Linked DNA regions of Homo sapiens: regions 2 and 3 are each linked to region 1. A link is a loop called in an ENCODE intact Hi-C map of the cell type or tissue named here. Cell type or tissue: chondrocyte. All regions are shown on one strand.

Region 1 (8,000 bases):
AGCGACTCAACAGATACTTGCCCACCAATGTTCATCGAACATTATTCAATTTCCAAAAAGTGGAAACATCCCAAGGGTCCGTCATCAGATGAACAGAAAAAATGTGGTGTAGACAGAAAATAATATTTTGCCGTAAAAAGGAAAGGAATTCTAATAATGCTACGGCACAGACAAACCTTGAAGAGATTATGTTAAGTGGAAGAAGCCAGACACAAAAGGACAAATACTGTGTGATTCCACTTACGAGAGGTTCTGAGAGTAGTCAAACTCACAGAGACGCAAAACAGATTGGTGGTGTCCAGGGTTGAGGTGAAAGGGGAGTGGATGATTGTCGCTTCACGGGGTAGGAATTTCTCTGAGGTAAGGAAAAACTTAGAAATAGATATGGTGCACAAGACTGTGGATGTAATTAATATCACTGAATTATACACTCAGAGATCATTCAAATCACAAACTTTATGTTAGATATATTTTACCACCAAAAAAAACCCACAAAAACAACCAAACATGAAACCAAACTATAAAGAAGAAAACAAGGTGGAAATAAAAAAAAAATAAGAGCTTAAGAAATAAAAGGGGAAGATTGCAAAAAGCACACAGAATAATAACATTAGCAATGCTGCCATATTAACTGCATGTAGATAGTATTTACTCTGTGCCAGGAATTGTTCTGGGTGCTATCCATATAACAACTTGTATAACCTTCATGGGAACCCCTTGATGTAGGTTTTTATTATTATCCTCATTTTAAAGTTAATAATTCTGAAAACCAGCAAGGTTAAGTATCTTGCCCAAGATCACAGAGCAAGACATGGCAAAACCTAGATTTAAACCCAGAAACTCTTGACCTGGAATCTATGTTTTTAAACAACTAAGCTGGTTGCCAGTATAAAAGACCTAAGAGTGAGTCAAAAAAAGAAAAAAAGAAAGAAAGAAAAAGGATTTAAGGATAGGGATGTATAAACAATTATATACTACCTAAAGCAAGAGAGAGAGAAAGAGAGATAAAGACTAATGAAACCAACATACTGCATTCTTATTTCAAAAGTCAAATATTAATTGTTCCATAAATAGTACAGGATACTACTGATCTTTTAGGCTCACCCAAGTCTCTCCCAGAAAACAAACAATAAAGCAGAAAGAGCACGGAACTCGAGGTTATAAAATCTGCTTTAAAATCCTGGCTCAATGACTTACTTTGCTTACTTCTTCATTTAGCGAGTATGTAATGAGTACCTGCTAGGCACCAGGGAACATGCTGGCTAGTTCACTCAACGTTTTGAATCCTAGTTCCTCTTTTATAAAATTGGAATAATATACCTACTTCACAGGGTTAAGAAAGCTAAATGAGATAGGCTATGACTGTTCTTGACTCCTAGTTTACACTCAGTAATGGTTGACTGAAGATGTTTTCTCTTGCCTAGTTTCTCAGAATAAAAATTCGTGATGATGATAAGATATATAAATCATGCGGCTTGGGTTTTCAATGGAGGCATTGTGACTGCCAGGCTGTAGACAAATCTACACAGCTACTCGGCTCCTTGTGCCCCACCCTCTTTCTTACCCTTAAGCTGGCAAGATGATGACACATGGCAGGGCACCGATAAGTGTCGGTTTTTTTCTGTTCTTCCCAGAAGGGGTGGGAAGAGACAACAGAAAGGAGAAAGGAAAAGGAGACAGGAGAAAAAAGGAACATGGAAGAAAAAAAAACAGAATGTGAAGATGGAGATAGGATATTACTTCCTTCCCTTCTCTCCCACTGGGGTAGAAAGGGCTGTGGTCTGCAGGGGGCGTCCACCTTCCATTTCTCTCTAGAATGTCCCATAGCATCAACCATGCCCCTAAACCAAAAATGACACAAACCTTCTCCAGACTCTAAAAAGCCCCTTTGGACCACACAGGACTTCTCTCTGTTTCCCCCTCCCCTGGACACCACCATACACACAGTTCAATGATGACCTTTTATTTTGCATCATGGCCAAAACAGTTATTAAGGAGTTTCATTTCCAGGGCGCTCACTAATCAAGATAACAGAGACTAAAATACAAGGCCTACAAGCCTTACACTCATCACTGGTGATTCGCTGAGTTCACCTTGTCAAGTAAACTGTAAGATGCTGGAAGACAGAGAACGTATCTAACAGAACATATCTATCAGTGAGTATTTGCTAAAGCCACATCTTGACTTATGACATATGGAGTGTTTGGAAACAGAAGATCACATTTCTACATTCCACATAGATCGAAAGTCTAGCTAACTTAGAGACTGCTTTATTTTGTCCGAGTAAGGTTTTCCTTAATTTCTAAAGTTCTGTGATGGTAAGAAGAAGCCCACCAATTATCAGCCCATTTACACCACTTCACTCAAGTCTTACGAAATGAGGCCGCTGTCCTGCGCCCCCGACGAGGAGGGAAACGAGACTGATGCAAATGATACTCTAAGGCCAACAGACAGAACCATATTTAGGATCCTATCGGGCTAGCTCCAAACGCTGCCTTCCCACCTATTCACCTGAAGTTCCTTGTAATTTGTTAGTGTGAATTAAATGACATCTCGGAAAGTGTTGCTTCTGACTAGTGAGAAAGTTTTATGTCAAGAGAAGATGAATTGCTCCAAGGAGAAAAATATGCCAGGCAAGTCCAAACACGTCTGCCTACCTACAAGTATGATTCCCACAAGCACGTCCTCCTCTTGCCAACCCATCTTCAACCTTATAGGGTGCAGATGTTTTTGAAAGTTTCTCCTTGCTCCAGGTACTATGGAAGAGACAGTGTCTGGCTTCATCCTGGAAACCATGGGGTATGTGGCATCCATCATGTTTTGGAGATGGGCCGTTTTTACATTAGCCACCCTTGCCAAAATCTAAGAAGCATGGCTGTTTCTCATCATGTGGTCGCTGGCTCTGCGAGCTGTGGTTTGAAGACGGAAACAATAATAATCCTATACATAAATGACTAACATTTTATGGGGAAGACAGAAAATAGTTTAAATGTTTTCCATGATCCTCTTTTTGAACTACAAATGATAGTCAAACAGGGGTCATTGCCCTGGCTGATAATTTTCAGAATTGCAGACCCTACAGTAAATAACATTCACAGATGGTTCCTTTCTTTGAATATCAATGCTCTGCCTTTTGGGAGCTGGCAGCTACTCAGAGAAGAGCATTAAACTGGCCAGAAAGAGACCTGGGATCCTCTGGATCTCTTTCCTTTGTTCAGAACAAGAGATTTTGACAGATTCTCCGGCCGCCAGTCTTCCAGCTCTGGTTTCCAGCTCTGGTTCTGGGCGATCCCCAAGAGATCACAGATACTTTGTATACTTTCCACATCCACCACTGTAATTGCAGAGTCCCTATCTTCCTTACGATTCTGTTTACTAGAACCAAACCCATCATTTTTGAGACATTGCCAAATTCACTGCAGGAACAAGTCATAAGTCCACTGAGAAGCGCATGCCAGTTGTGAGGAGACTCCGGTCTGACGGGCAAGATGACCACCTCCTTTTTATTTTATTATTTTTTTAAATGGAGTCTCGCTCCGTCACCCAGGCTGGAGTGCTGTGGCGCGATCTCGGCTCACTGCAAGCTCCGCCTCCCGGGTTCACGCCATTCTCCTGCCTCAGCCTCCCGAGTAGCTGGGACTGCAGGCTCCCGCCACCACGCCCGGCTAATTTTTTGTATTTTTAGTAGAGACGGGGTTTCACCGTGTTAGCCAGGATGGTCTCGATCTCCTGACCTCGTGATCCACCCGCCTCGGCCTCCCAAAGTGCTGGGATTACAGGCGCCCGCCACCACGCCCGGCTAATTTTTTGTATTTTTAGTAGAGACGGGGTTTCACCATGTTAGCCAGGATGGTCTCGATCTCCTGACCTCGTGATCCGACCGCCTCGGCCTCCCAAAGTGCTGGGATTACAGGCGCCCGCCACCACGCCCGGCTAATTTTTTGTATTTTTAGTAGAGACGGGGTTTCACCATGTTAGCCAGGATGGTCTCGATCTCCTGACCTCGTGATCCGACCGCCTCAGCCTCCCAAAGTGCTGGGATGACAGGCGCCCGCCACCACGCCCGGCCCATTATTATTTCTTTAGAGACGGGGTCCTGCTCTGTCACCCAGCCTAGAGTGCAGTGGTGCAATCATCGCTCACCGCAGCCTCGACCTCCTGGGCTCCAGTGATCCTTCCACCTCCCTCTCCCAAAGTGCTGGGATCACAGGCCTGAGCCTCCGCGCCCGGCCACCTCCTCTTACAGTAGTTCCCAACCCATTCTTCGGCCTCACTGCATGGCTCACACGGAAACATCTCAGTTTACCACCGCACGATGTAAGTGCGTTCTACACTCACCAAAGAGAAAAGAAGTCTGAAGGATAAGGCAGAGAAGAGAAAGGTTGTAGGTAGGAGGATTGGTGAGCAGGGAAGAGATATGATGGAAGAGGCGGAGGGAAAGACGGTAAAGGGGCGAAGAAATGCCAAGTGAAGATGTGTAGGCACACAGAAGAACCGAACCCAGAACCAGAAAGGGGAAAAACTCTATTGTTCTGTGGGGCTCCAATTCACAGGTCATTAGGCTTTGGAGGATCCCCACAGAAGGTTGTCATCTGCTTCTCAAACCTCTGGCAGGGGCATCAGGTGTAGCTATGCTACCACAGCGCCATCTGGTGGAGCGGTGGGACTTATCATGACCTAATCAAACTCTTTTAGGACTAATTCCGTCTTGCAACAATTCCAGGCAATAAATACAGGTGACAGGATATATTATTGAGGAATATGGACAGCTGAAGTTCACACATTGTTACGTCCTATGGATTATCTCCTCTCAGAACAATTGTAGAGTAACTTTACAATCCACATACTGAAAGATTCCCTCCCCATTCCTTTTTATCTCTTCCCACCCCATTTTGAACGGCTCAGCTATCAACAAAATTTTCAATAAGAAATACATTGCCTTTAGATGTACCTTTTTCAGCAATGTAAAACTACCTTGCTTATTATTCCAATGATCTGAATTTTGAGCATCTCTTTAAATTACATACAGATCAATGTCATGAAGCATTAAATTTATTATAATATGTAATATAAATATCTCACACATCTAGTCATTAAACACTAATATTTACTTTGTTGCCTTTCTTTCTCCACAGTTTTCCCATGTGATTCTCTTAAGAACAAAATATAATACAGTCGTGTAAATCTAAGTGATTTATTACACAAGTGATTATCCTAGAGATACTGGGACCCACGACTTGGGGCTCCACCAATGTTCCTCTGTTATATAAGCTCAGGTATGAGTTCTGGGAAGCCACAGGGCATGGGAGCAAAACCACATGCTTTGGCTCAGACCTCGATTGGAATTCGGGCACCGCCACTTACTAAGGGGCCTTCTCAAGCCTGTCTCCTATCTGTAAAATGGGAATGAGCCTACCGACTTCATAGGATTGCTGTGAGGATTAAATGGAAATCGGTACGCAAAATGGCCAGCACAGTGCTAACATCTAGAAGGTGCTGCCCAGCCCCAAAGAGATCTACCAGAGAAATAATAATTCTCATTTTTAGTCAAGCTACAAAATAAGACTCCTCATTTCTGATTTGTTTTATAAAAATGCAAAAAAGAGAGAGAAGAAAAGCCTTCCAAGATTCTGATACCGCTCACCCCAGTTTTCACTTGAAAGTCAACCAATGAATGAGCACCAGGGTGAAGATGGAATTCTGCCAGCCACAGTACCTGCAAGAGTCCACAACACACTTGACTTTCATTCATGTGTACTACAATCCTGTGGGTTAAAGGGCCATAAAAGTTGTCCTGGTTTTTCTTATACTTCAAAGGAAGCAATTTAATGGCCATGAATGACAGCCTCCCGATTACACTGTAACTATGAAACACGACTGTTCTGGAATGATTTCCAGGCTGGCTCCCTCACCAAAGGAACTTCAAGGTAAGAATTTAAACAAAATAACCTTTCCAGGCTTTCATCCAGCTTCCTCATGCAAGAGGCTCTATCCTTGGGAGCCCAGGGAATGTATGTGCACACAAAGGGTTACGTAGGGTTGAGGCCAGACAGAGGGTGGTCTGGAGAGTTGTGTTGAGGCAGGGCAACCCAGAAAATGGACAGCACTGTTCCCTGGGGAGGCCTATATGCTACAGACACTATAAGAAATAAAAGAATAAGGGATAATAATTTTTTTTTTGAGACAGCGTCTCACTCTGTCACCCAGGTTGGAGAGCAGTGGTGCAATCATGACTCGCTGCAGCCTCAACCTCCTTGGACTCAGCTGATCCTCCCACCTCGGCCTCCCGAGTAGCTGGGACTACAGGCGTGCACCACCATGCCTGGCTAATTTTTTTGTATTTTTTTCTAGAGATGGAGTTTCTCCATGTTGCCCATGCTGGTCTCAAACTCCTGCGCTCAGGCCATCTGCCCATCTTGGCCTCCCAAAGTGCTGGTATTATATGCATGAGCCACTGGGACTGGCCTAATTTTAACATTTTAAGGGGGAAACATTACATGAAGAATGTTGGTTACAAAGAAAAACCTCAAAAATGTGGGCTCTGCCTATCTTACTGCCATTGCTTAATTAGCCAGATAGAGCAAGCCAAAAATATTCCCATTGCCCTATGACTCAGCAGACAAGTATAAATGTTTCTCACAGTAGCAAAGCAAACGCTTACAGCTGGAAGACCATCACATATGGTGGAGCCAACGCTGTACTTGGAACTGGATTTGATTTTCAATCCTGGTTTCTCAATTAACTAGCTCTCTGACCTTGGGCAACTTCCCTGAACATTGGTTTGCTCATCTAAAATGCGGATAGTCACCTGTCTCTATAAAGGGCTACCCATTAAATTAGAGGATGTGAGGATAAGCAAATCAAAACTCCCTTGGTATGTCCTATGCCTCCTCTCAGCTGGAATACAGCAGGGCCTAGGAAACAGGTCCAGTTTTCTGCAGAGAGTCATATGGGCATAGTTTAAGCATGTAAAGGGGCACGCTTACAGTGATGTTATAAAAGCAAAACACAAGTACCTGCTTACTGCAGAATCCTCTCACAAACAGAGAATCCTATGAAAACTGCAAAAGGGATAAAGAAAGAAAAAGTGGGGGAAGCCAGGTCCTTCAAACCTCCAGTCAGCAGTCACTCTCAATCATTACCAGACGTCGTCACTGAATTTAGGGCCCCTGTCAGAACCAGCACACATATGGAGCCGTGGTTACAGGCCAGAACACACACCTCTTGACATTTAAAGATGTTCATCTTCAATTGGCCTCCATATGAGATGTGGAGTTTGAGAACCTAATTGTTCCCAAGCTCTGTGAATGGGTTTTATATACTCCGAAGACAGCTAGATATTGAAAGGGGAGAAAAGGCGGGATCTTGACATTTGGGAAGCAATTCTACTACACTGTTTTAGGATTGGTTTTAAAAATTAAAGACGGTGATTTGATGTTTGTGTTGAAAGCACAACCACGTCCTGACTGCTAAAAGAAATCTAACCTATATGTCATGGTCCCCCAAAGCCCCAAAGTGGATTTTAAAGTTGTTAAAGTAAAAATCTACTTTGTAGGAAGAGCCCGCCTTGCTATTCTACCTTAAAACTGATGAGCGAGTTGGAGGGACTGGGATGTTGGAGGGGCTGGGGTGCTGGAGGGGCGGCGGGGGGCGGGACAGGGGAGACACGGGTGGTGAGGAACAGTCCAGGGATATCCAGGCTGGACCCACGTAGGTTCCTCTTCCTACCAAAGGGGAACTGGGACGTGCTCCCTGTTTCCCAGACGGAACTCCTGGGTGATAATGTGAGAAGCCCTTACTGCACATCTGTCTTTCCCCACATACTTACAAAGTTAGGGGGAAAGCTGGAAAGTGATATGCAGCCCCTGTATAATTCTGACTTATTCTCAGAAGATTTTTTAAAAAACTAAAAAATAAATGGAAATCAGCTGCAGCCTTCCTGATGTGTGAATAGAGACAATTTAAAAGACATCAAGTGCCAAATACTGACCTGTCTCGCC
Region 2 (8,000 bases), 290 kb before region 1:
ATACCCATTTTAGTGATTGATAGAAACCTGGGGTACAGAGTGGTCAAGGGATTTCCCTGATAAAAGCTGTGGTGCTGATGATAGTGCAGCCCAGAATCTAAGAGTCCCTGCAGCCTTCGCATCGAGGATGGTACTTAGGCGTGTGCAGAGCACGCTTCCCTTTTGCCCTCAAATGCAGCATATCTTCATGAGCCTATTTATTTCCAAGCTAGGCTGTCTTTATTAACCAACAACTCAGCCCCAGCCACTCCCCAAGCGGGGAAAAAAACACTACGTTTCTTGGTCAGTGTACCTCTGGACACTGCAGCCCACACAGCTGGCTGAACTCGGTAAATGGGAACCGAAGTCTTGTGAGCTTCACATGACCTGATCCTTTGTTATCAGAACAGGGTTCAGGTGGCCCTGTTGGCTCATGTGCTTTGGAAGCCAGCTCCCTGGGTCACGAGTCTGGCTTTGCACTTTCCATAAGAGTCTGCTTCTATGCAAAGGTGCAAACAGGAGACATGCCCAAATCTGCTGGCTGAACAGGCTAAACTACAGTGAGAGGCTGCTCTGGCATGGCTCGTTCTTCCTTCTGTGTATCTCCCAAGTCTGACAAGTGTGTTGCCCTGGGAAGCAGGACCTCCCTGAGCTCCTTAACCTTGACCCCATTCTGCAGGACAGTCGCATGCTCTGGGCTCGCCTCTGGCCTCAAAGCACTTGTGTAAGTGGGCTTGCTTAACAGTAATATCCTTGGAGGCTTCTGGACCCAAAGGGAAGCCAATCCTTCGAGTTTGCCATTGGGCTGCTGGTTGCTGGTTTCAAACATATAGTTCATGAAAAGTCTTTAATTGGAGATTTTCAAAGGTGAATATTCTGTTTTTGTTGGAAAGAAACTCATCTGATGAGTCATCGATGAGTTTGGCTTTCGCCCCTGCCACATCCTCCCCTGAGGTTCCTTCCATGCTGCACTGCCTTCCTTTAGCCAGTGACAGAGCCTGGTGCCCTTCCTGGACTGAAACCGATGGAATCCTTCCGAGGGGAGTGGCATTCGGCTTGCCTCCTGCCTAAATCTGCTTTTATCCATTTGTAGCAACTTTATGCTGTAACAAAAGGCGGAAGGAAACCAAGAGTTCTCTTAGCAAGTCAGACTCCTTCCCAAGATGGCAATCACAGAACACCTCGCAGGATCTCGCAGGCCACGGTGAAGGAGAATGCTTTATGTTGATGTTGTCCATTCTCTCTCTCTTCTCTTTGCTTTTTTTTGACCTAAATAAGCTGCAAACATGTTAATTTACCAATATTGATAAACCACATGAAGAAATCAGGCATTTTACGTTATGATGTGCTTGTTCCTGTCTCTGCCTATAAATTGACTGTATTGATGATGAAGGAAGGAGTTCCGGCTGACCATTCTGAAGCAGTCCCAGTCACGGGAGGATGCCTTACCCAGTGGCCAGACATGATAGTTCCAGGTCTCCCCTTGGTTTTGGTGATAGAGAACCCAAGGAGGCAAGGGGGAATATCAACGAACCCATTTCTATTTCATTACCCACAAGCGAAAGGACTAGAAAAAAATATTTGAAATTAACATTTAGATGCATAGGTCTAACTCCTTGTGTGAACCTGTCCTCCTCACCCCCTGCTCCAAATATGTGAGGTGGAAGCATTAGCAGCGGAGCAAAACTAAGATCTAAGAACGGGCGGTGGTGCTATTGTGTCCCTGGGAGTCACTCCACGTCGCATTGCACGGTGGTGCTGAGGAGCGAGAGTTTGCTTTATCATGGGCTTTCAGTTCCCACCTGCGAGCTGCAAACTTTGATCTTGTTGTCCTTGAATTCCCCTCTACATCACGAGGAAGCTGTCTCTTTCATCTCTTCCGGATTTGGAATCAGAACACTCTGCCCGTTGTTTATTCGCCAGTTGCCATTCTTAACATGGGGGAGCATTAAGATGCAAATGCAGAGATGTGTCCTGTCTTGACAAAGGTGGGAACCCCTGAGCTGGAGAAGGGGCTCCTCTCATGAGAAGCTGGGGTAAACAGCCAGGCATCGCAGCGTGGGGAATTAGACAGGCAGGAATCTGGCCTGGTTTGTCATAAATTAGCCTTCAACTTGAAGTCTATTATGTTCTTATAAGGCGGTAGTGACTTCAGTCCAGCCGCATCTACCATCCAGGGTGGAGGTTCAAAAAGTCTTATACGCACCTACAAGTCTCACGCTTGCTGCTCAGACTTTCTGATAAAATCTCAGAGTTCTGTTTGTATTGACCAAAAATGCAGTTGTGCCCACTTGGGTGTGTATCTCATGTCCTTGTAAACCAGCCACCTTCTTTGGATAGAAGGCAAGGCTGACAAATCTGCAGATTTGTTCAATGCAAACACAGCCGTCTATATCATTGGCCACTGCTGATTATATTGAGTGTTTTTAGGTTTTTTAGGTTTCTTATTCCAAAAAGGATTTTAGACTGTAAAATGACTAAAGATGAGTTAATTTCCAAACTAAAAAAGGAAGGAGTCCTGCCTGTACTCATTGTTCTTTCCTGCTGGACTAGTAACCCATTCTTGGAGCACACACAGAGTCCCTCGCTTCTAAAGACAATACGTCTTAAACCCTGAAAACTTGCCAGTGAGAAAGAGGTTGAAAGTCCTGTTTGCTATTAGTTGAGGCTAAGCCGTCTGCTGCCACTGTCCCTGGGGCCTCCATGCTGCCGCCGGGGTATGTGGCCCAGCTGTCCCCCCATGAAGGACACTCTTCAATGCCACCACACGGGAGTCTGGGCAGGGAGGAAAGGCACACAGCCCACTTTTCTCTGCACCAAATGAAACAAAGCTGGGTGTTCAGTGTCACTGATGCAAGTAAATGGGTCTCAAATTTTGGTGGGGGCAGTGTTTCTTTGGATTCTGATACCTCTTTTTCCACCTCCAGAAAGTATCTGTCAACATTGGTGGGTAACAGCTTATAAAGTGCATCACTTAGTAATCTTCCTGACAAAATGACACATTTTAAAATTACAACCTGTTCATTATTTCCATCATAATGCAAGCGTAATTCTAATCCGGGAGAAGATACTGTCATTTAAGCTCATCTTCTCAAAAAAATTTTTTCTGAAAATTCCTGGAAACTAATTTATCCCTCCCTAAACAAACACATTCTGCTTTTGGGTGGCCCTACCCAGAACCTGCAGCAATGTCATAACACTGGACACAGTGCGGCTTGGGGCAGTATCAAGCCTTCATTGCATACAAACCTTAATCTCTAAGCATAGTTGTTCCCAAGGTCCACACGTGTGGAGGCGAGTACTGAAATACCACACTCACACATCTATTCCATGCGTACCTAGAAATTACCTTCAACACTAAAAAAGGTTCCTTCTTTCATTCCCTATCCTGCTAACAGCCCACATTGTAATATTTGATTTATGAAGAAGTTCTAATTTATTTGTGAACTCAGGATGTTGCTTTACAGCATTGCTCGTGTTCTCTCATTTACTTATTATGCATCACGGTTGGAAATGCTATCCACGTGCCGTGCATCGAGGTGGAGATTTGCTGGATCTGTCTGTGGCTATTTTTTTCCATGTTTTTCTCACTCAAGCAAAGTCTGTTAGTGGAAACATGGGCTGGGGGATGGGGAGAGGACAGATAAAGCAAGAGAATAGGGATTAGGGTCCAATCCTCAATGCACAGGGCTTAGTTCAAAATCTAAGCTGTTTCTGTAGTAAGCAGCCAAATGGGAAAGATCCCTTCGTTTTGAATTTGATGAGAATGGGCTTGGAAATCCACGCCCACCGGCTTGCACGGAAGAGGACTCAGCCTCTTCCTAATGGTTCAACATTCAATTCCTGAGGAAAGTGCTGATAGTATTAGTTCCCTACATTTCCCTAAGACTCCCATCCAACCCCTAGTGCTACTGAAGAGGGTTTGGGAAAGCAATTGGAGTTCCTTAGCTTGGATATATATAGTACCTGTTTTTTTCCTCTGGAAAAACCAAAGTACTTTAGTGAGTCTTACAATCTTAAGGCATTTTGTCCCCTCACTGGGTCCCGAGAGGCAGGGAGGGGCTAGGCCTTGAGCTAGGAGCAAGGACATGGGCCGCCAGGCCTGGTTGTTACTAGCTGTGCAACCTTGGGCGAGCCTCTTCGCTTTGCTGGGCCTCAGGTTCCCGAGTGGAAGACTGGGGGTCAGAACAGCTGCCCTTCTGGGAGAGCATCAAGAGAAAGTGGTATAAGTGATGGGAAGTGCTTTGAAGAAATTAAAGGTCTGTCTAGGAGCTGGGGGTAATCATTTACAGATGAAGAAACTGAAGTCTAGTCATTGACTGGCCCGAGTTCACAGAGTGGTTTTATAGCAAAACAGGGACTTGAGTCCAGCTTATTGGATTCTTCCCATCAGATCATATTGCACCAGGTATGTGTAGACATGAACACATACCATTCCTCTAAGGTGTGTGTACATACACGGATGTGTGTGTACAGGAGGTACCTGACATGGTGAAAGGCCATAGGACAGAAAACCTGAGTTCTAATTCCAGCTTTGCCAGTCGTCCCGTCCGTGATATATTCCATAGGACAGAAAACCTGAGTTCTAATTCCAGCTTTGCCAGTCATCCTGTCCGTGATATATTCCATAGGACAGAAAACCTGAGTTCTAATTCCAGCTTTGCCAGTCGTCCCGTCCGTGATATATTACCTAACTCCTCCAGAACTCAGTTTTCTAACCTATAAAATGAAGACATTGTGCTAGATGATCTTTGTGGTTCCTTCAAGCTCTGGATCTCTAATTCCATGATTAGTAATGTATGTATGTGTATATAAATATGCTTATCTGTAGAAATGGGCCCATTTGAAAAGTGGAGACAAGGTCTGCCCAGGTGCATTTATTGTGCCAGAAACAGTGAATTCCTAAATAAGTTCATAAAATCTTGTTTTACAATTCAATGGTAGTGCTTAATGTTACTGTCTGAAATCCACTGTTTAACCAGATGGAAGACTGGGGCCATTCAAAACATTATTAGTTCACAAGTGTTTGCTGTTAAAATGCTTCAATAAAACTCATTTGTTAAAGTCAGAAATTCAACTCTTCTGTACTTGGGCAGGTCCCAGCAGCCCCTTGGCAGGCTAGTTTTGTGCATGGGCCTTTGCAAGCTATATAAACGTTAGGTGTTGGCTTGATTATGATAAATATGAGCAGGCTCCCTGGAGAACAGTCCAGAAAAAAAGAGTTATAGTTCTCACAAACTGGTGACATGAATCCATTAAGCTGTGTGGCATTTTCCAGTGTAAAGACATTGTTTGCTGGCTACGATCTCTGACTTTTTGTGGCATATGAGGTGTAAAATGTTGTCAAAAAAGAATCTGGTGTTTAAAAAAAAATCAAACTATGGTGGCATTAAATGTTCACTTTTATTCTACCCAGAGTTGTGAATTCCTCTATCCAGCTTCTCCTTCTGTACCTCGGGGGAAAGCAATTCAAGAGCTAGGGGTGGGTGCTTCTCACGGCAGCAACACCTTGGCCCAAGTCTAGCCCCCAGGCCTCTCAGGACCTCATGGGATGAGGCCTGTCTAGTCGCCCTGTGGAGCTGGCCCCCAACAAGTTCAGCAGCTCAGCCAGGAGTGAGTAGAGGTGTCAGCTAAGTCCCAGAGTCCCTGGACTTGTTCTGCACACCTGAGAGCCAGACGCTGGGGAAAGTGTGGAGAAGCTTGTGTTGATAATGGGATATTTTCTGTTGCCCTCCCTCAGTCCAGTGTTTCTGGGGCTTACACAAAATAAGGGAATTTGCAGTCACTGTAGATTGCTCGGGCCTGGATGCATGGGCCTCTGTTACACTGGTGCTTGGTCTCAGTTATAACTGGGCACATTCAGGCAAGAAGGCAAAAACAGATCAGAACTAGAAAAAGGTCTCTCAGGGTAGCCCCTTCCCTTGAGGACAGTCTCCCTCCACTGCAGACATTTCCCTCTGAACAGTAATGAGGGACTTTCCTAGATGCTGGTGCCACATTCATCCAATCAACTGAGTGCTCCACACCCCCAGGAGATAGGGCAGGATGGCCACTCAAAGCAAATACATACTCTTCACTCCTGGCAAGATCCCTCTCTGAGTCCCTGTCTCCTACTGCACCACGCTTGCCTGGACATGCACACCTCCAAGGCTCCCTGCTTTTCTTCTCCCCAAATCCTAGCCAAGACCTTCTTGGGCTCCCTTTGGGTAAACCGAGCAGAAGCCGTAAGGGTTTTCTAAACATAATGCCTTCAACTAGAAGAGAAGGTAGAGGTGGTGCCAAACTGATCATTCCCTTGGGGAGGAGACGATGGAAAGGCAGCCTCTATTATAGAATTGTTTCTAATGCCCTCACTCCTCCCAATTAAAGACCTTCTCAGTGCTCTGCTGGCCTGTCGTAGCCTATAATACATCTTGTCCCAATTCACATCAGCACCTCTCGTCTCTGGGAAGGATATGTATTGTGTGGTCATCAGAAGTAACTTTTCATTAGGAAAAAAACTATCCAAATATACAATCTTAGGTGGATCTGTCCCTCAAACCATTAAACTATCCAAACTGTTCTTACTTTTATTCTTTCCATCCTTTTTGATCCTGTCTCTTTGTCTCAGGGAGGACAGTGGCCATTCTGCCTACCTTGGCACCATGCTGCATTTGGCCAGACGCCCCTGGGACTAGAAGGTCATAGAAAAGAAAGCAAGGTGATGTCATTGTCCAGCAATGGCAGATCAGGCTATGGCTGCACCTGGATGGAGAAAATGCCTCCGCATCTATGCAGGACCTGTTGCAGTGTCTGATGCTTCCACTTGTTTTTCTAGCTGAAGGTGTTGTTTCTAGAAAACCCTTATAAATCTACAGAGCACTTGGAGTGTAAATGCATTGACCTGCCAGTGGCTGCAGTGCTCCTAACACCCATGGATATCTCTTGTTCTATAACTCCAGTGGCTAGAACAGAACATGGAACATAGTGGGTGCTCAACCAATATTAGCTGAATGAATGAATCAATCAATTATTCAACTTTGGGGGAAGAGGCAACAACAAAAACCTGGGCAGGGGCCTGCAGCATTTCAGAGTCCCGTGACAAGTGGACCAAAGGTCTGCATTTGCAAACCCCTACTGGGATTAATCCCTAATTCCCAGTGGAGAAGGAGCACCAGGCCCACACAAGGCCAGACCCACGCCCTGGGCTTCTTACGCACACAGCCTTGACCTCCACAGCCACGGAGCAGCCTTGGCTTTCAGGCCTCCTAAAGCATGTTTCTAAGAGATGAAAAAGAGTCGTGTTCAAGCTCGTGGATTCCGTCTCAACATGTATAAAACAATCGTCGAGCAAACCCTCACTGAGCAGCACTCGCACTGTCCCAGACACCGTGCTGGTTGCAGTGAATGAAACAGGTTCCAGGCTCCCAGAACTCAGTGAGGTTGGCGAGCCGGGCCGGCACACAGAAACGCTGCTACAAACACGCAAACGTGCTCCCCTCCATGCAGGGCAAACCCTCCTCAGGGGCCCCTTTTCCTAGAATTTGGGCCCTTGTCCAGGCCTCACCTCCAGAAGAGTCTCCTTAAGCAGGAGGCTGAGAGGGCAGCGAGGCGGGGAGGGAAGGGGGACAGCCAGTGTCACTGCAAGTCGCTTTATTTCTCCTGCGGAAGTCCAGCCCTCCCTCACTCCCCTACTCCCCGGCACTTCCAGCTTCCTCCCCGCAGCGGGTTAACACGTGCATTTGCCAAGAGCTCAGGAAGGGCGCGCTGTGAGCATCCAGCCAGCTGAGGAGGAGGGGACTGTCCCCTGGGCAGCCACCCCGCTGCCACCTGAGGAAGCTACTTTGGGGTCCACCTGCATGCACGGTAAGCAGCACGTCCTTTCTTTTTCATTTTAAAATTGTTACATTGCCCCGCTCAGCCCATCCTCTGTGCTCTCCCCTCTCCAGCAGGTTCTGGGGTGCTGATACATATTACACACCTTTTGTGTGCTCAGAAGAAAAACTCAAAAAAAAGAGCTTTATAGACCACAAAGATCTACA
Region 3 (8,000 bases), 400 kb before region 1:
CTTCCACCCACAGGTTCAGTGATGTGGGGCAAGTTATATAACACAGTTTTCTCATCTGTAAAATCTGGACAGGCATACCTACACCCTGGAGCATTGGGAGGATTAAATGAGATCGTGTAGATAACAGCATAGTCCTGGCATATGAGAGAAAATGGCAGGGATCTTTCTATGACCTCAGTGTGAGAAGCAAGATCTAAACCCTCAGAGGTAGAGTGCGTCCCACACTCGGGCTCCTTCTACTGGGACACTGGCTTCCGGATCTCCACGGAGAACTGTTCTTAAGTTAGAAGGCAAGCACAGCGGGGACACGGTGCAGGACACCTGCGGACCCAGTGCCCTTGGGATTCTTTACCTTCAGCTTTGCTCACTGCAGATTAGTCCTCATCGCTCAGCAGAGAGAGTCGAGATTGGCAGGAGGATCTCCGTCTTGAACAACATTATGATTCTCTGAGCATTTCTATATGTTGAAAATATTTTATTTAAAAATTACAACCACCCCTCCTCCTCAAAATTGCATGACAGAGATTTCACCAAACCTGACAACTGATGAGACAAAGAGAACAAGACACAGAGAGGAATTTAGAAATAATCCTTGTGCATACCTTCCGAAGTTGCCACATATTACTAAAATTACCTGTATCTGTGTCTATCCTGCTACTCTATGCATTACATATCTTTGCATCCCCCATGCCTAGCACAGTGCCCAGCACATAGTAGGTGCTCAAAAAAAGTGCCCATCATTTGTTGGACTGAACTCACAACACAGTAACAAAGAGCCAGTTAGAGCAAATGCTGTCCCTTTTCCCAGGACTGTAGCTTCCAGACCCGTGTGAGGCCTCAGCCTGATTTCTGTTCACCTTAGAACCCCAAGGCTGACTGTGCATTTCCATAAGCACCTCGCTCGCCTGCAGGACGGGGCTGGGTTGGTGGTGGGTACCAGAGGTGCTCAGTGTTCAATCACGCAGAAAGTGGGCTAAAGGGCAGCGCCTCCTGCTCCCTCCAGAGATGCACTTCCATTCTCTGAAACGACAACTTCTCTGCACTCGCTTAATGGGATCCCAAATAACACGTCGCAGACCAGTCTTTTATCACTGTTGCCCCTTGGAACACATTTCGAATGCTGGCCATTAAAAGCAGGCCATTTCACGGTTCTTTAATGATGACACTAATAACTGTGGATTTTTGTCTCCCAGAGTCCTGATGAGCTGAGCCAAGGAGTAAATTACGGAGCTAACTTTTATGTGCATGGTTTATTGATCTGTGAGCTTCAAGGAAACTGCACCAGCCCCTATAGTTTGGCAGTCCAGACTACCTTTTCATCTGTGTAATTGGGCCACGAGGGCGCAGTTAATATTCAATTTATATTAATAGGAAGACAAAGAACATGATGTGCCAGCTCCATATTGAAGTAATGGGCATATCAAAATATTCTACCTGGTAATTATAAATAAATCAGTTTTCCCGTGACCCACCAAGGATGATGTTGCTAATTCACTGTGCATTTCATCATAATTTATCCTGAGAAAGTTCAGTGCTGCCATGTGCATGTATATCGCAGAGTATACAAGGGTGCTCCATCGTAAAACACCCAGCTGTCTTCATCCATGCTGTCGCCCATCTTTTCTTAACAGGTGAAAGTCATGCTTCGCATCTGTTCCACCTTGGCTCGAGATACTTCAGAATCCAGCTCTTTCTTAAAGGTGGACCCACGGAAGAAGCAGATCACCTTGTACGATCCCCTGACTTGTGGAGGTCAAAATGCCTTCCAAAAGAGAGGCAACCAGGTTCCTCCAAAGATGTTTGCCTTCGATGCAGTTTTTCCACAAGACGCTTCTCAGGTGGGTATCAGCCCCCTCTCAGGCTCAGGCAACGTTGATGAAAGGGCAACGTTTACTCATTCACAAGGGCCCTTGAGCTGGGAGGGTGTCTTCTGGAGCATTCTGATGGACCAGTTCCTTCAGGAGTCAATCTGAGCTCCACCGAATGGTCCAGTGCTTTTGAATTACTGGTGTCAGACCTTGGGCAGGATCAGTGTGCACAGATTTCAATAAAATCTGTCCTTGGGGAGAAGGAAGTGTGAGCCAGTCAGTGGATCACACACAGAAGCAGGAAGATAACAGAAAGGGACAAGGACAATGCGTCAAGGTGCTGGTGACAGATCTAGTAGGACCCTACTCCTGCCTGGGCATTGTACGAAGGGAAAAAAAAAAGTGTTTCAGGGAGCTGATTAGAATTAGGCCATCTCCTAGGCCCTGTATAAGCACACTGGGGTTGAGGGCAAGCCTGTAGCCCTAGTAAGGAACCAGAGTGCAAGGCAGGGAAACCGAGGCTGACATGCATCCTGTGGCCTGGCTCAGTGGAGTGAAGGGGAAGAAGAGAGGCTCAGGGACAGGTGTTGTATTCGCTGAATTGCTGCCTTACAAATCACCCTAAAATTCAGTGCTTAATACAGTAAGCATTTATCATTGCTCATCGGTCAGCTGAGCAGCTCTTCTGGTCCTAGCTCAGCTCATTTTTATGTCTGTGATCAGCTGTGGGTTGGGCAGGCAGCTCTGTGGATCTTGGCTGGATATCAGCCAGGCGAAATAAGATCATCCTATATCACACCATAGGCACATGTCTTTGGGGGTTGGCTGGCCTTACACTGGTGTAGAATAGCCTTGACCAGGTCAGCTGGTCTCTCTTCCACATTGTCGGTCGTCATCCAGCAGGCTAGCTTGGGCTAGTTCTCAAGGCAGTTTCCAGGACCCATGCATGCAGGTCTCTGGAGGCCTAAGCTCAGAATTGACCCAATATCACTTCTGCTGGATTCTACTGGCCCAGCTTCATGAGATGGAGAAGAGATTGCTTCTAATGATTGGACGAGCTCCAAGTCACATTGCAAGGGAGTTGCACCCAGGCTGGGGTGGAGAATTGGGGCCATTTTTATTAATCTACTATGAGCATAATTGGGAGGCTACTTGGGGGCCCAGGGTACCAAGATTACTGAGCCATGGGCAGCCAATGAACTGCAGACCTCACCAGATGCTGCAACTAAAGCTGCTAGTAGATATCTGTTCTCCTTTGGATTCACCCTGGAGCTTTGGTGAAGATGGGCCTCTAAGTGGCACGAAACAGCACCTGTTCCTTCAGGGGAGGGAGCAGGGACAGACGTGTAGAACTGATTGCAGAAATGAATAACCCAGGTTATAGAATATAGCCTACTTTGCCTGGAGTTTGCATCTTTCTGGTAAGTTTCTAGTGCTTATCAAGATTTACATTAAACAGTGTATAGGATAATAACTAATAATCTATAGCAGAACCTGACGACAACAGTGCGAATAGTTACCATTTGCAGCCTCTGTGAATTTCCTCCAGGCTGCATCTGAGTAGAGGAGGTGGCGATGTTCTCACGGGCTCCTATATTACACCGTGGGCACACAGCACATGTTACAGGCTCCATTCATTAAGAAGTTGAGCATGCGGTTTCCCCAAAGAGTTTTACCCAAGAAGACAAAGTACTTTATGAATAAGTTCTATGGTTTCTCTCCTTATTACATTTTTTGTGTGGCATATCACCCAATGGGCTCAGTAATTTAAACCTGACGTTTGGTCTAACAAATGGCCTACAAATAATTTCATTAACACAGTTAAAACTTTTCAGAAGCAAATCTCCACAAGTTGTAAGAATTCCAAAGCAAACCCTAAATCAAGCATGGACTATGAATGCGTTTTAGATTTATTCCAGAAAAAGGGTCCATTTTAATTGCTAGTCTTTGTTTACATTTCACACTCGGCTGCAGAGCTCAGTATGCTCAATACTGGAGTTTCGCTCATTTCAGAATGCCTTACTTTCATTCACATTTCCAATGTTATAATAAATTACATGTCTGTATAAATTTGCAGTTTTCAAGACATTTCGTAGACATTAACACATTTGACTCTTCCTAGAATTCAGTGGGGTAGGAAGAGAGGCACTGATGTTCTCATGTGACACACAAGGAAACCGAGACTCAAAGATGAAGTCACTTGTTCAAAGTCCCTTTCCCGAGCAGACGTCCTTCCTGGATTCCCCCCGTTAACCTCTCTGTATCCTGCTCGGTATGGTGGTGTATCTTTGACCTCCTGCCATTTTATCCAATATTTCCTAGCAGTGTGGCCTCAGGCGAGTCACTCAACCTCTCTGGACCTCAGTGTCCTTCCTCATCTGTCAGGTGAGGACATGACCACAATGTTCCTCATCAGGCCGTGTGATTCCTCGAGTTGACACACAGGAAGTGCTCACAGCAGAGCCAGGAACACAGCAAGTGCTCAACAAATGCGGCTATTTTTACCGTTATCACTGCCAATATTAGCAGCATGCTGCTGGCCAGGGCAAACTCAGCCCCACAGGGTGGGCACCCCTGGAGCCCCCAAGCCTGAAAGGAGGGAGTGTGCGGAGTGGGCCTGTGCTCTCCAGTCCTCATTTTCAGCCTGTGAAGCCGCAGCCACTGTGGTGACCCGGGCAGTTAGAAATTGTGCTTTCTCTTCGTTTCTAAGGAAATCAGCTTCCTGAAGCTAAACAGTGATTAGAACAGTCCTGTTTCATGGTTGCCTTTGAGAGCCATATGACCCTTCAGTGGCTTCGGCAGTCGCTGGCTGCCCCTGTTGGGACACGTCTCTGCTGGGACACACCCCTGCTGGAGAACCTGGACTTGTGGGCAGGCAGAGCCTTCCTGCAGACCTGGCCCTTCCCATGGGGGCTGTGCTCGAGAAGGCTGCATGCCTCTCCAGGTCCCAGGGGAAGCAGCAAGGGGCCTCCGGGGCCCCTGCCAGCTCTTAACACACACCAGATGGACAGCCCGCTGACCACGCTCTTCTCAGTGGAGAGCCGGGTGGGAACTGTGCCAGGGGATGCCGCCCCAACTCTGCACAGCAGGTCTCCTCTCGCCCCCGGCCTCTGCACGGGTGACTCAGTGTGGTCCACACACAGCCAACATTCTCCCAGGTGGCTCAAGAATCAAATACAGCTTATTTTATGTATAGCTCAAGGTGATTTCTCAGCCTCCTGCCTCCCATCCCACTTTATGTCCAAAGAAGGCTTAGTCCATTGGGCAGCCTTCTGCCTGCTCTGCAGACACGCCTCTGGCAAATTCCATCAAGACGCTACTGCTTCTGTCTCAGGGTTAGCACTGGGCTCTCCTTGCCTAAGTCCTGGGGGGTTTGAAAGATCCTGTGTGCCCTACAGCAGCCCTGTCCTGCCACCCCCTCTGGCCCAGGAGGAGCCCCCCGCCCCCCGCAGAGTTGCTGGGGACCACCCTGGAACAAGTGACAGCTGTTGGAAGTGTGGTTTTTCAATTTTAGTTTAGGAGAGAAAACTGATTTCCAAATACTTGGGTTCACTGTGCTGCTGAATAACAACATTCACGGCCCAGGTGCCCACCGGGAGGCACGCTGCCCCGAGGGCTGCAAAGCCCCATGTTAGCACTGCCTCCCGGAGCTCCCACGAGCCCTGACTCCGGCCCCGAGACAGAAATGAAAGCAACAGGGCACAGCGAATAATGCTATCTTTCTGCTTCTGTGACAAGTCTCAGGTGCTAAACAAAGAGAAGGACATTTCCCAGATCTCCAAGTTAGTCCACAAAACCGACAGCTCTGATGGCTCGCAGAGCTCTGTATTAGCGGGTGTTCAGGGGAAATACAAAACATCATCGAGAGCCTGGTCCCTGTCTAGGATTTAATAATCAAATTGGAGACCAGACACACACACCCGGCCAAAGAACACCTAATAACATACCATGTGGTGACTGATACTCTATATGTTGAATGTATCTGTAGCAAAAGGAAGAAAAGGCAGGTTTTGAAAAGAGGAGCATGGGACGGGCGCAGTGGCTCACGCCTGTAATCCCAGCACTTTGGGAGGCCGAGGCGGGTGGATCACCTGAGGTCAGGAGTTTGAGACCAGCCTGACCAACGTGGTGAAACCCCCTCTCTACTAAAAAAATGCAAAAAATTAGCCAGGCATGGTGGCACATGCCTGTAATCCCAGCTACTCGGGAGGCTGAGGCAAGAGAATCACTTGAGCCCAGGAGGCGGAGGTTGCAGTGAGTTGAGATCGCACCATTGCACTCCAGCCTGGGCAACGAGACTGAAACTCCGTCTCAAAAAAAAAAAAAAAAAAAAAAATGAGGAAGGTGTGAATTGAAAATGAGGAAAGAGATCAGGAGAGAAAGCAGATATATATCACAAACCTCTTGCTTACGTGAGAACTACGGTGTTTCTCAAGGTCTCACTTGTGAAATGGTGGGTCACCTTTTTCCCTCTCATAAGCCTGGCCTGTTTAATAAACTCTATGTATACGTGTGTCAGCAGAGGGTGAGTGGAGAGTTTAAAGACCTTATCCGGGACCCCAGAATGGCAGATGAGGGAAGGGAATGAGGTTCATGAGCACACTGTGCCCCCATTCCAGCCTGCTCCTGCCTGCTCTACAGACGCATTCGCTGAAACGTACCACGGATTAGCAGAAGGGTGGTTTGCAGTGCATGTGCATAATGCTCAGGCTTGCAAAGGGCGGAAGGTCGCCAGGGGTTCTGAGCATCTCCAAAACTTCACGACAGAGGCCAACCCACCTGGGAACACAGTGACACTGGGACCCGAAGCCCCAGGAAGGTGGGCTCACTTTCGTTGTTAGTGGTGTCTCCGCTGCGAGGTCCATTCACGGCTCGTGTCTCCTCTTGTGTCTGACAGGCTGAAGTGTGTGCAGGCACCGTGGCAGAGGTGATCCAGTCTGTGGTCAACGGGGCAGATGGCTGCGTGTTCTGTTTCGGCCACGCCAAACTGGGTTCGTGAGAGTTTCACTTTCTCATGCGGCTCGTTGAGCTCCCTGTCATCCCATGCATTCCTCTGTCTCCCTCCCAGAGTTCTCTGATGACAGGAAGGGCTGCGTTTCTCTTAGGTGTTGAGCTGAATAACCAATAACAAGTTATACGACGAAAACCTATGTTGTTCATTGTAGGTGGACACCCATTCATGTAGGAAAGCCTTCAAGTCCAAATAGATGGAAAGAGAAGTAGCAGAGTTGTTCCCACTTGGTCCAGGTCAGAGTCAAGCCCAGAAGGCAGGCAGGAAAATATTCATTTCCTGAGCAGCCGCTGTTTGGGAAGCAGATAGGGCCCCTTGCACCACCGCACCCATGAGGATGTGGGTTGGTGGTTGGACCCCTGTAAAAGCCAGAGGAGCAACCTCCAAGCAAAGCCCAGAGCCCAGGGCGCGTCTGGAGAAAGCAGTGCACACCGTCGGGAACACTCCAGCGCTGAAGCGTCTGGGAAAGGAGGCAGCAGAGCCCCCCAACAAGGGGTTCATAAATCCCCCCACAGTCCCATCTTACTTCTGACCTGTGGCCATCTGCTCCCCAGGCCTTGCCCTTACACGCTTGATATGTTTAGTGAATTGAGGAGCTTCAAAAACTGTCCCTTGGCAGAGATTCCAACAGAGGCCTTGCTGGAGCTCACAGAGGCCAGTTCTCAGCCAGGACAGAAAGCCATTGCCTCTCTCTGCACTTCCGTCCTCCCCAGCCCTTTCTCTTGATCTTGATGTAAGCAGTGATCTGGGTTTTAATAGAATTTGCTCATGCCATAAAAATATACACAGCATTTAACTTGAGACAGGATATAAAGTGTGAATATGTGGACTTAATCTGGGGGGTAACTATAAAAAGAACCATAATGATGATGAAAAAGCCCAGCCTTCCCACTGTGTGTAAAGCAGTGCAGGAACTGGATAGCATGTGATATTTGGGGTCCTCCTCAAGGTACATGGTGATTTAATCTTGTCACATGTCTGGGCTCTTGCTTTGTTTCTTTTTTTTTTAAGAGATGGCTCTCAGTTGCCTGGGCTGGAGTACAGTGGCATGCTCATAGATTACTGTAACCTCCAATTCCTGGGCTCAAGTGATCCTCTCGCCTCAGCTTCCCAAGTAGCTGGGGCCACAGGCATGCCCCACCACACCCAGATAATTTTTAAAAATTTTTCATAGAGGCAGG

Evidence for each region. Hi-C counts contacts between places; a loop is a spot of excess contacts. Peaks named below come from ENCODE experiments on the same cell type or tissue, not always from the same donor. Only the 100,000 strongest peaks of a DNase experiment are listed, where the experiment ranks them.
Region 2: a loop joins it to region 1, with 2.1 times the contacts of the local background. A loop is called at or near these places in 8 of 110 quality-filtered maps.
Region 3: a loop joins it to region 1, with 3 times the contacts of the local background. A loop is called at or near these places in 4 of 110 quality-filtered maps.

The regions. Positions count from the first base shown.
Region 1 is chr1:245,998,683-246,006,682 of GRCh38, forward strand. All of the region lies in intron 5 of SMYD3 (SET and MYND domain containing 3), which reads right to left. Among named protein-coding and RNA genes, the nearest start is that of SMYD3-AS1, 110 kb to the right of the region's middle. In chondrocyte, CTCF peaks have their summits at 4,655 (motif pointing left) and 4,885; a DNase peak (open chromatin) is centred at 4,634.
Region 2 is chr1:245,704,043-245,712,042 of GRCh38, forward strand. KIF26B (kinesin family member 26B) reads left to right here. Exons shown (of 15, transcript NM_018012.4): 15 at 1-5,390. Among named protein-coding and RNA genes, the nearest start is that of SMYD3-AS1, 400 kb to the right of the region's middle. RefSeq lists enhancers at 6,975-7,476, 7,477-7,976. In chondrocyte, no CTCF peak of the experiment used is centred here; DNase peaks (open chromatin) are centred at 4,099 and 7,579.
Region 3 is chr1:245,600,946-245,608,945 of GRCh38, forward strand. It overlaps KIF26B (kinesin family member 26B), which reads left to right. Exons shown (of 15, transcript NM_018012.4): 6 at 1,632-1,838; 7 at 6,706-6,799. Among named protein-coding and RNA genes, the nearest start is that of KIF26B-AS1, 370 kb to the left of the region's middle. RefSeq lists an enhancer at 5,098-5,928. In chondrocyte, no CTCF peak of the experiment used is centred here; a DNase peak (open chromatin) is centred at 4,815.